Regions from separate parts of the Homo sapiens genome. Here regions 2 and 3 are each linked to region 1. Evidence: chromatin contacts called from ENCODE Hi-C or POLR2A ChIA-PET data. All regions are on one chromosome and are shown on one strand. The core of a region is the stretch at or near the end of the contact, and the rest is flanking DNA. Distances in the headings are between cores, read along the strand shown. Region 1 holds the start of UQCC2 (ubiquinol-cytochrome c reductase complex assembly factor 2). Region 2 holds the start of HCG25 (HLA complex group 25). Region 3 holds the start of RGL2 (ral guanine nucleotide dissociation stimulator like 2).

Region 1 (2,847 bases), core at 154-2,653:
GGAAGGAAATTCTGACATATGCTACAAAATGAATGAACCTTGAAGTGAAAATATTATGCTAAGCAAAATAAGCCAGTTGCAAAAATACTGCAGGATTCCACTTACATGAGGTACCTAGAGTAGTCAAAATCATACAGACAAAATAGAATGGTCGTTGCCAGGGGCTGGGGGGAGAGGGGGAAATGGGGATTTATTGTTTAATGAGTATGGAGTTTCAGTTTTACAAGAGTTACGGAGATGGTGCGATGGCTGCACAACATTATTCAGTGCTATTTCATACCCATGAACTGTACACTTAAAAATGGCTGGCTGGGCACCGTGGCTCACGCCTGTAATCCCAGCATTTTGGGAGGCCGAGGCAGGTGGATCGCCTGAGGTCAGGAGTTCGAGATCAGCCTGGCCAACATGGTAAAACCCTGTCCCTACTAAAAATACAAAACATAGCCAGGCATGATGGCGGGCGCCTGTAGTCCCAGCTACTTGGGAGGCTGAGGCAGGAGAATCACTTGAACCCGGGAGGCGGAGGTTGCGCCATTCACTGAACACCAGCCTGGGCGACAGAGCCACAGAGCAAGACTCCATCTCAAAATAAATAAATAAATAAATAAAAGGTTAAGGCCAGGTGTGGTGGCTCACACCTGTAATCCCAGCACTTTGGGAGGCCAAGGTGGGAGGATCACTTGAGCCCAGGAGTTTGAGACCAGCATGGGCCACATAGCAAGACCTTGTCTAAAAAAAATGGTTAAGATAGTAAATTTTGTTATGTGTATTTTACCACAATACAAAATAATAAATTGTAAAGAAAAAAAAAGTTTTTCTAGTCTGAATCAACACAGTTGGCATTGCTCATGCTAGAAAACCTGCGCCTCCCAGAGAAAAATGTCTGGCTTATGAGGGGTAGGAAGGGGGGAACAGAAGGGATACTAACAGGGACTGGGCAGAGAAGAACAAGAACTAGGAAGCACTAAAGAAGGAATTGAGGCCGAGTACCAAGGGATAGTGACAGGTACGGGGGCACCCACGAACAACGTTCAAACATATTTTCATCCAGTAACCTGTATTTACATGCAAATATATTGGTTTATGCAAAACAGCGGAGGCCTCGGGGGAGGGTTTTTTAGTCTCAAGCTTGTGCAGTCATTGAAAAAGAGACGCAAAGCTGTCTCTGGGGTACTCCACGTCCGCCTTGCCCCTGGGAGCTGGGCCGGTTCCAGGAGGACGAAGACTGAATTAGCTCGGCTTGCAGAGAAAGGCGAGCAGCGCCCCTACACGGAGAGTAGCGGTGCGCCTACAAAGTCGCGCATGCCCACTCCGGCCTCCCGCTCCACTCCTAAGGCAGGCGGCGAGGCTTAGTGCGCAAGCGCCATTCGTCGGCGCCGACTCCTCCCGCTAAGGCGGGAACACGCGGGGCCCAAGATGGCGGCCAGCCGGTACCGGCGTTTTCTTAAGCTCTGTGAGGAATGGCCAGTGGACGAGACCAAACGGGGCCGGGACTTGGGCGCTTACCTGCGACAGCGGGTAGCACAGGCCTTTCGGGAGGGAGAGAATACCCAGGTGACCGGCGGGGAGGCGGCTGGGACGAGGGGAGGAAAGGACGAGGCAGGGGCGGGGCCAACGAGCGCGCTAGCAGGGGGATCTGCGCATGCGCGCGCCCTCTTTCCAGGCAGCACGTGAGCGCGGACCCCCTTTTTCCCCCAGGGAGCTACTGATAGCGACGCCCGTTGTATTCAGCGCTCTCCCCCGGCTGCACCTTGGAATTGCCGAAGAAGCTTTTTTTAAACTCCAGATGGGCCGGGTGCGGCGGTTCACACCTATAATTCCAGCACTCTTTGAGAGGCCGAGGCGGGAGGATCGCTTGAGCCCAGGATGACCTCCTGGGCAACATAGTGGGACTCCGTCTCTACAAATCAAAAAACAAACAAAAACTTCAAATGCAGAATCTCTAGGGGTGGGGTCTTGACCTCAGAGTTTTAAAAGCTCTCCAGGTGATTCAAGGTGCAGAGAGAGTTGAGACCCACACCACCAGTGGCAGCTGGTGACAGCCTCAGCTTTTTGCTTCCTTGTCACGGTAGCATTACCTCATTATTTCGCAGTGTTGTGTATTGACTGAGCTAATCCCCAGTTAACTCTGCAGGTCCCCGCTAAGCGTTTGCGTTCTTCCTGAGCCCCTGTAAGCCTGTGCAGCAGGTTTGGGTCCTCAGCTCACGCAGCTGTGTGTGAGTAGTAGGCCTATGTTCTTGCTTTCCTCCAGGTTGGCGCTGCAGCTCTGGGATTCATTCATTCATATAGCTCGTATTTATTGAGCACCTACCATATGCCTGGAACGGTGCTAGGGAAACAGCAGTGTTAAACAGGTGAAGTCCTGCCCGCATGAAGTTTTACATTGTAGTTCAGGACACAATAAGCAGGTAAGTGTACGTAAGACAGATAAGTACTGTGATCGATAGAAAATAGGGTAGCGTGATAAAAGGGTAATGTTATTAGTGGGGCCTTTCTGAGGAGATGACACATAGGTGAGACCTAAGGCAAGAGGATGAGCCAGCCATGTACACTTGGCGGGAAGGACATTCCAGACACTGCACATGTCCAGAGGCAGGAGGCAGATTGACATGTTTGAGGACAGAAAGAAAGCCAGAATGGCTGCAGGGTAGTAAGTAAGGTGGAGTTTGCTAAGGTGAAGGTCCGGAGCCAGGCACAGTAGGATATTATCTGTTCTGATTAGCTTTAGACCTCATTATAAGGCCAGTGAGAAGTCACTGGGGATGTTTAGTGAGGGGACTGATGTGCCCTAATTTACTTTTTAAAAGACTATTCTGGTTGTATGTGGTGAGTGGGCTATAGGGGGCA
Region 2 (2,847 bases), core at 225-2,724, 460 kb after region 1:
CTCAATGACTTTCTTTGACCAGGGAGCGCTGACCCAGCTGATCCAGCTCTATCATCGCTTCCACCGGGTGCTGTCCCAGCCGCAGCTCCGAGCCCTCCCTGCCCGGGCTGAGCTCATCAACATTCACCACCTTATGGTGGAGCTCAAGAAGCATAAGCCCAACTTCTGATGTGCCAGAAACCGCCCTGAGATCTGCCGGTCATCTCCATGGACTTCTGCACCCCATTCCATACCCTTCTTCACCTGGGGTACCCCTTCCAGTTTTCCCCTTGCTTCCCAGGCCCTTGACATGGCTTACCTGCCTTCACTCCCAGCACCTTGCCCAACAGGATAAGCTGGATCCCCTTGGCCTTCTGAATATCCCAGTGTCTTCAGGTTTCCCAAGACCACTTCCCTGTGGGCTTCCAAAATGGCCTTTATCATTTCTCCAGTCTGTCACCCTCCTTTCCTGCTCCCATACACCCAAGGCTTGTTTCTTCCCCTGTAAAAACCACTGCCTCAATCTCTGGTTCACTCAACTAGTCACCATGTCCTGAGGCATGAAGCCTCCTCAGCTCTTGGAATTGCTGGCAAGGGGTGACTGCCTCTGAGTCATTGTGTTTTTCAAAGTGATTTCTTTTCTGTAGCTTTTTGACCTAAGATCTCAGCAATTTGAACACTAACCTCTCCCCTCCTGGCTCAAGAATTACTCCGAAGTCAGTCTGCAGAAAATAAATATTTAGTATGACATGACACTTATCCCATTTCCTTTCTCCTTCCTCCTGAAGGTTTTTCAGGTGGCCCCATCTCTAGAATGACCTTTCCTTTCTGACTACTTCCTGGGCTTACATCCCTTCTGGTGGGTGTAACCTCTAACCTCTAGCTACTCCCAGGCCATTGGAGGAAGGTGGCCCCTGGCTAAAATAGCAGATGCTGCAAGGGATGAGAACCAGGCCGCGCAGCCCCAGACACTGTCCCAAGGGCTCCCTTGGGACAAGCCCAAGCTGACTCTGGAATCCCTCCTCCGTAGCAGCTCCATAGCTCCTCTGGTTGTGGCTGTGACAGCCCCTTGCTCGGGGGCTGCAGCACCCAACCCACACCCACACCGTTGGGGCAGGGCTAGACCAGGCGAAATTCGTACCATCCGTTTGTTTGACTTGGAGCCTTCCTGCTGTCCTCGCCTATACGCCTCGTTTGAACTTAGGCTCTAGACTGGAGAGACACGGGGACCCCTTTAAGGCCTAAGAAGAGAGGCGCAGTTAAGGAAAAATGTTACGTTTCCTGTGTCCTCCACCCCTACGGCCTAAACATTCCCTCCCCAGGTCCCTGGAGAGTGGTGGAAAGCGGTTCCTCCCCGCTTAGGCCCTTCGGATGCAGGTCTAGCCCGTCGGCAACGGGAGGTGTCCTGAGTGGGTCTGTGACTGCCGAGCACACCCGCCGCGGAGCGGAGGCTGCTGCTTCCTGAGGCTGAGAGTGGATCCGGCTCCGGGCTCTCCTAATTGGCGGACGCTGGGGGGCGGCGTGGTAAGGCAGAACGGAGCGGCATCTCAGCTCTCGCCTTTTCAGGGTTCCGCCCCATATCCGAGAGCCGCTCTCTAATTGGCTTGGGAAACCGTATCTCAGCGCTTTGGCCTAGCGACTTTGAACGTGTTTGCGCCTGAGACCGAAGTGCAGAAGAGGGCGAGCGCAGGAGGAGAGGCTTGGTGAATCAGCGATTCCTGATTGGCCAGGCGTGCCTTGAGGGCGGGGCCAGAACTGCGTCCTTAACTGACCTCGCCCTTGCCCAGATCACCGCCTCCGCGTTGCTCCGGGTTTACCCCGCCTGACTCGCTGCGCTATGCGTTCCCTCACGCCTGCCGGATGCCAGGCGGCGATGTGCCAGGCTCTGAGGGGCCGCGAGCTCACCCCAGACGCCGGCCCCGGGAATCCTCTGCTCCTCCACTTTCCCTTCCCGCTACTGGTTTCTTGCCCACCCACTCCCAGGTGTCACTCTTGGGACATCCAGATGTTCTGACATTTGACCTGACTCCAGCCTCAGCGCGAGGACGGGAGAAGGGCCAAGGGTATGAGATTTTGGACAGGAGAGGCATTGGCTACTCTGACAAAGAGCGTGGATTCCCAAAGAAAGGGTCCCCAGATACCCCGCAGGGGAGACTGTCGAGACAGGCGACTTTAGCCAACTAATGCTCGCACGCGAGGAGGGCTGTGCAGGCAGGCACCACGGTTCTTCACAGCCTTCCTTCTTTCCTTCCCCTGTCCGTCGCAGAACCCAAATCCTCAGAGCTGATCGAGAAGCGCGTGTTGTTGCAGAAGTCACTGAGGGGCAGACCTGGAATGTGAGCCGTGGGGCGAAGGGACAGCTCTGGAGACTCGTGATTCCGGAACCCGGTGGGCATTCAAGTGATACTGGAGCACGCAGTTTTCGGGGACATTAAGCTCGCCCCAGGGGTCCACAGGAACCCTCTGACCCAACGGTCTCTCTGGACAGGATGATCCAGAACAGACGGTGAAGAGACAAAACAGCGTGAAAGGGAGCGGCGATACCTAAACTGACCTCCGGAGGGCAGCATGATCAAGGGAAGGAGCTGTTCTCGCTCCGCTCAAACCCCCGCGCAGCCTCTGCAGCTTACTCCTGCTTCGGAAGGCGGCGAGGTTCCACCCCCACCACCCCGGTCCCCGCCGCCCTCTTCGCGCTGAAGCTGCGGAGGGTCTTTTTCTTCAGCCCCCAAATCCTCTGCTCTGTGGCTTAAGATTCCCAGGCTTAAACCCATAACTGCTAGGGTCATCACTCCTCAAACTTCTCCCTCACTTGTTTTGCTGATGACGGACACAGGGGCCTCACAGACTCAGAAGCATCTGGAGTCATTT
Region 3 (2,847 bases), core at 121-2,620, 410 kb after region 1:
CAGAGATCTGTAGGGCCGAGGTTACATTTGGAGAACCCGTACTCTAGGGCCAAATCCATTCTTCTTGCCCTGGCTCACTTGTCCCCCCCACCGCCCCGCGCTGGAGCCACTGCCTAGTTCTTCAGCCCTAGATGGTGCTCGCCAGACCTCCTCTCAATGCTCATCACACACAGGGCTATTCCTTTCCTCCAATGAACCAAACGCCTCCCGCCCACCTCCAGGTCCCAGTCCTCTGTTCCCTTTGCCTGGTCCACCCTTGCCCTCCCTGGGTCGCAGACGAGGTCGGCCTCGTCATTCCCCGCAGACCGCCGCGCGTCCCTCTTGTGCGGTTCACCACAGTTGTATTTAAGTGATCGTGTGAGTCGTCGTTAAATGCCTGTCTCCCCGCGGATCATGGGCTCCTCGAGGACAGGGACTGGCCTGTCTGTCCACTGCTGTAACCCCGCGCCGGCATAGGGACCTAAGGCCCACTGGAGGGCGCTCATCAAGTAGCTGCTGGATGTTGACGAAGGAAGCGGCGGCGCAGCTCAGGGATCTCCGAGTCAGGACGGTCGGCCAGACCCACGGGGTAACGGGTCTAATCGTGTAGGAATAAAGCTGTATTCCAGTGCTTCCAAACGGTTCTCTCATTCCAACCCCTTTCCAAGCTCAATGAATATTCCAATCACCTCTGGTCCCTTCCAGTGACCCTGAACCGCTCAGAGAACGCCCCGTCGACACCGTTCGGGGCGGGCGCCACTACTGGCGCATGAGATGCGCTCAAGCAGAGGGTACTCCACCAGCGAGGATACACCGAGCCGACGGGGATCTCGGTCTCGGCGCCGGAAGCCTCTGAGAGCCGAATCTGGAACCGGATGTGGCTGCTTCCTGCCCCGCCCCCTGCCGAGGGGGCGGGAATCGAGGGCCCTTCGGAAAACCCGGCCGGGATTTCGGTCAGCTACATTCGTGGGTTGTGGTAGGGAGGGTAATCCCGTGGGGATGGAGTGACCGGCTCTCTCTCCGCCTGAAACGCTTCCCGCGGGAGTTTTAGCCGTGTTATTGTTGGGGAAGGGAATGTCAAATTCTGCTCCTGCCTTCCCCCAGGGGCTGGAGACTGGAATCTTTATTCCAGTTCATTGCGGGTCGACGTGGTCTCCAGAATCCCCGAGTGTAGAGGCGGAGGACAGTGGAGCTGGGGACTCGGGCGCCTGGGTCCTGGTCCCTGAGCGTCCAGCGCTCCCCTAGTCCGCGGCCCTGGCTCCTGTCCTCACTTCCTTCCCCTTTTGGCTCCTGCTCTCGGAGCGGGCGGACGCGGGGGGGAGCGGAAAGGGCGGGAGGGCCCAGGAGCCCGGCGGGGGGGTTCAAGGGGGTACGGAAAAGCCGGGGAGGGGACTCGGTCCGGGGCCGGAGACCGACGGCAACAGCGGCTCAGGACCCACGCTGCCCCCACCCCTCCCGAGCAGGTCAGAGCCTGAGCACCCTGCGCGTCCCCGTACTCGTGACCTCCTCCTTCCCCAACAGCACCAAGGGCCCCCCTATTCCACCCTTCTGTTGCCCCCTCCCCCAACCTTCCTGCAGAACTCCCTTCCGGTCTTCTTGACACCCACCCACGTCCCTTCCCTGCCCGGTTCCCCCGCGCCTGCCTGACTCTCCACCCCCACCCCACCCCGTCTCTCCCCAGGCGCCCCCATGGCCCGACCCCGCTGATTCCTTCACTCGGCCATGCTCCCGCGGCCCCTGCGGCTGCTTTTGGACACGAGCCCCCCCGGGGGAGTCGTACTGAGCAGCTTCCGAAGCCGGGACCCCGAAGAGGGTGGGGGCCCAGGTGGCCTGGTCGTGGGCGGGGGGCAGGAGGAAGAGGAGGAGGAAGAAGAAGAGGTGAGACGCGGGTGGTGGGAGGTAGGGGGCGTATGTATTTCTGAAGTCTCCACTTTTCTCTTGTCTCTGGGTCCCTACATCTCCTCCTCCTTGCCTCAGTTATTCTCGCGCCTCCCTGGGTGTCGGCCCGTTTCTCTGCTGCGGGGAGTCCTGGCGTCTCCGTGGTTCTCTGTCAGTGTGACTCAGGACCTGCCCGCAGGAACCTGCCCTGTTCCTGCCTGGAACTTCTGGCTGGCTGTCCTGTCCCTGCGGGTCTTTGGCCCTCCACCTCTGCCTGCCTGAGTGTGCCTACCTCTCTGAGCAGTCGTGTCTTGGTCCCTGTCTCCCTCCTTGTTTTTGTTTGGCGGGGAGGGGTTTGTTTCCACAGTAACCAGCTCCTCTGACTCTGGGATTGGGGAGGGAACCCTCAGATTTCGTGACCCCTCCTTCCCTCTCTCCCCCTTCCCCCCGCCCCCCCGCCCCGCCCCGGTCCTGGGTAGAGGCCGGGAAGCCACGGTTCTGGGACCTGGAGGAAAGATCCTAGGGTGGGTAGAGAGTGGTCATCTGTTTTCATTAGGGATTAATGGTGGTGGCCAGGAGCAGGATTTCGGGCCTCAGGAGGGGCCAGAATTTGGATTTGGGGCCCCGAGGCCCTAAACTCCTAGGTCCAGATCCTAGGTGAGGGCAGGTTGACTGGCAGGGCTGGTTTTTCGGGATCGGTCGGGGGAGGGGCTGGGGCCACGTGACTCTCTGAGTCTACCGCCCCCAACCCCCTATCATCCCACTTCCCCTTTTCCTTCCTGTACTGGGATTGGAGCTGCTACCTTCGGGGGTCCCTTAGGGCTGAGATAGTGGAGGCGCTACCCGAGGGACCAGGGTGAAAGGGGTCCTGAAAAAGACTAATTCTCTGGGCTGGTATAGTCCTTGGCCGGGAGGGGCGGGGCATGCGGCAGTGCCTGGACTGAGGTTTCAGCTACCCCTAGTCGCTGCCTCTGGCTTGCTGCCTCTCGC

What was found. Hi-C counts contacts between places; a loop is a spot of excess contacts on that map. ChIA-PET counts read pairs that join two places held with the same protein, here RNA polymerase II (POLR2A). Pooled maps may share reads with other maps.
Region 2: a pooled map shows a loop between it and region 1 (6-fold over the local background). The contact joins the promoter of HCG25 here to the promoter of UQCC2 in region 1. A Hi-C loop is called at or near these places in 6 of 50 pooled maps. POLR2A ChIA-PET finds 5 or more read pairs at or near these places in 2 of 52 experiments (GM10248 and HEK293T).
Region 3: a loop to region 1 is called in a pooled map, with 4 times the contacts of the local background. The contact joins the promoter of RGL2 here to the promoter of UQCC2 in region 1. A Hi-C loop is called at or near these places in 4 of 50 pooled maps. POLR2A ChIA-PET finds 5 or more read pairs at or near these places in 4 of 52 experiments (HCT116, activated CD4-positive, alpha-beta T cell, activated T-cell and 1 more).

What each region holds. Positions count from the first base shown.
Region 1 is chr6:33,710,256-33,713,102 of GRCh38, reverse strand. It overlaps UQCC2 (ubiquinol-cytochrome c reductase complex assembly factor 2), which reads left to right and starts at 1,403. Exons shown (of 4, transcript NM_032340.4): 1 at 1,403-1,554. The coding sequence starts at 1,417. It overlaps LOC124901304 (a long non-coding RNA gene), which reads left to right and starts at 1,654. Exons shown (of 3, transcript XR_007059548.1): 1 at 1,654-1,795; 2 at 2,252-2,408. RefSeq lists enhancers at 1,834-1,883, 1,910-2,807.
Region 2 is chr6:33,248,163-33,251,009 of GRCh38, reverse strand. HCG25 (HLA complex group 25) reads right to left here and starts at 1,474. Exons shown (of 5, transcript NR_044997.1): 1 at 1,355-1,474; 2 at 1,121-1,220; 3 at 299-394. VPS52 (VPS52 subunit of GARP complex) reads left to right here. Exons shown (of 20, transcript NM_022553.6): 20 at 23-732. The coding sequence ends at 169.
Region 3 is chr6:33,297,465-33,300,311 of GRCh38, reverse strand. It overlaps RGL2 (ral guanine nucleotide dissociation stimulator like 2), which reads left to right and starts at 1,370. Exons shown (of 18, transcript NM_004761.5): 1 at 1,370-1,442; 2 at 1,661-1,857. The coding sequence starts at 1,702. It overlaps TAPBP (TAP binding protein), which reads left to right. Exons shown (of 8, transcript NM_003190.5): 8 at 1-618. RefSeq lists enhancers at 1-202, 1,905-2,405, 2,492-2,847 and a silencer at 959-1,137.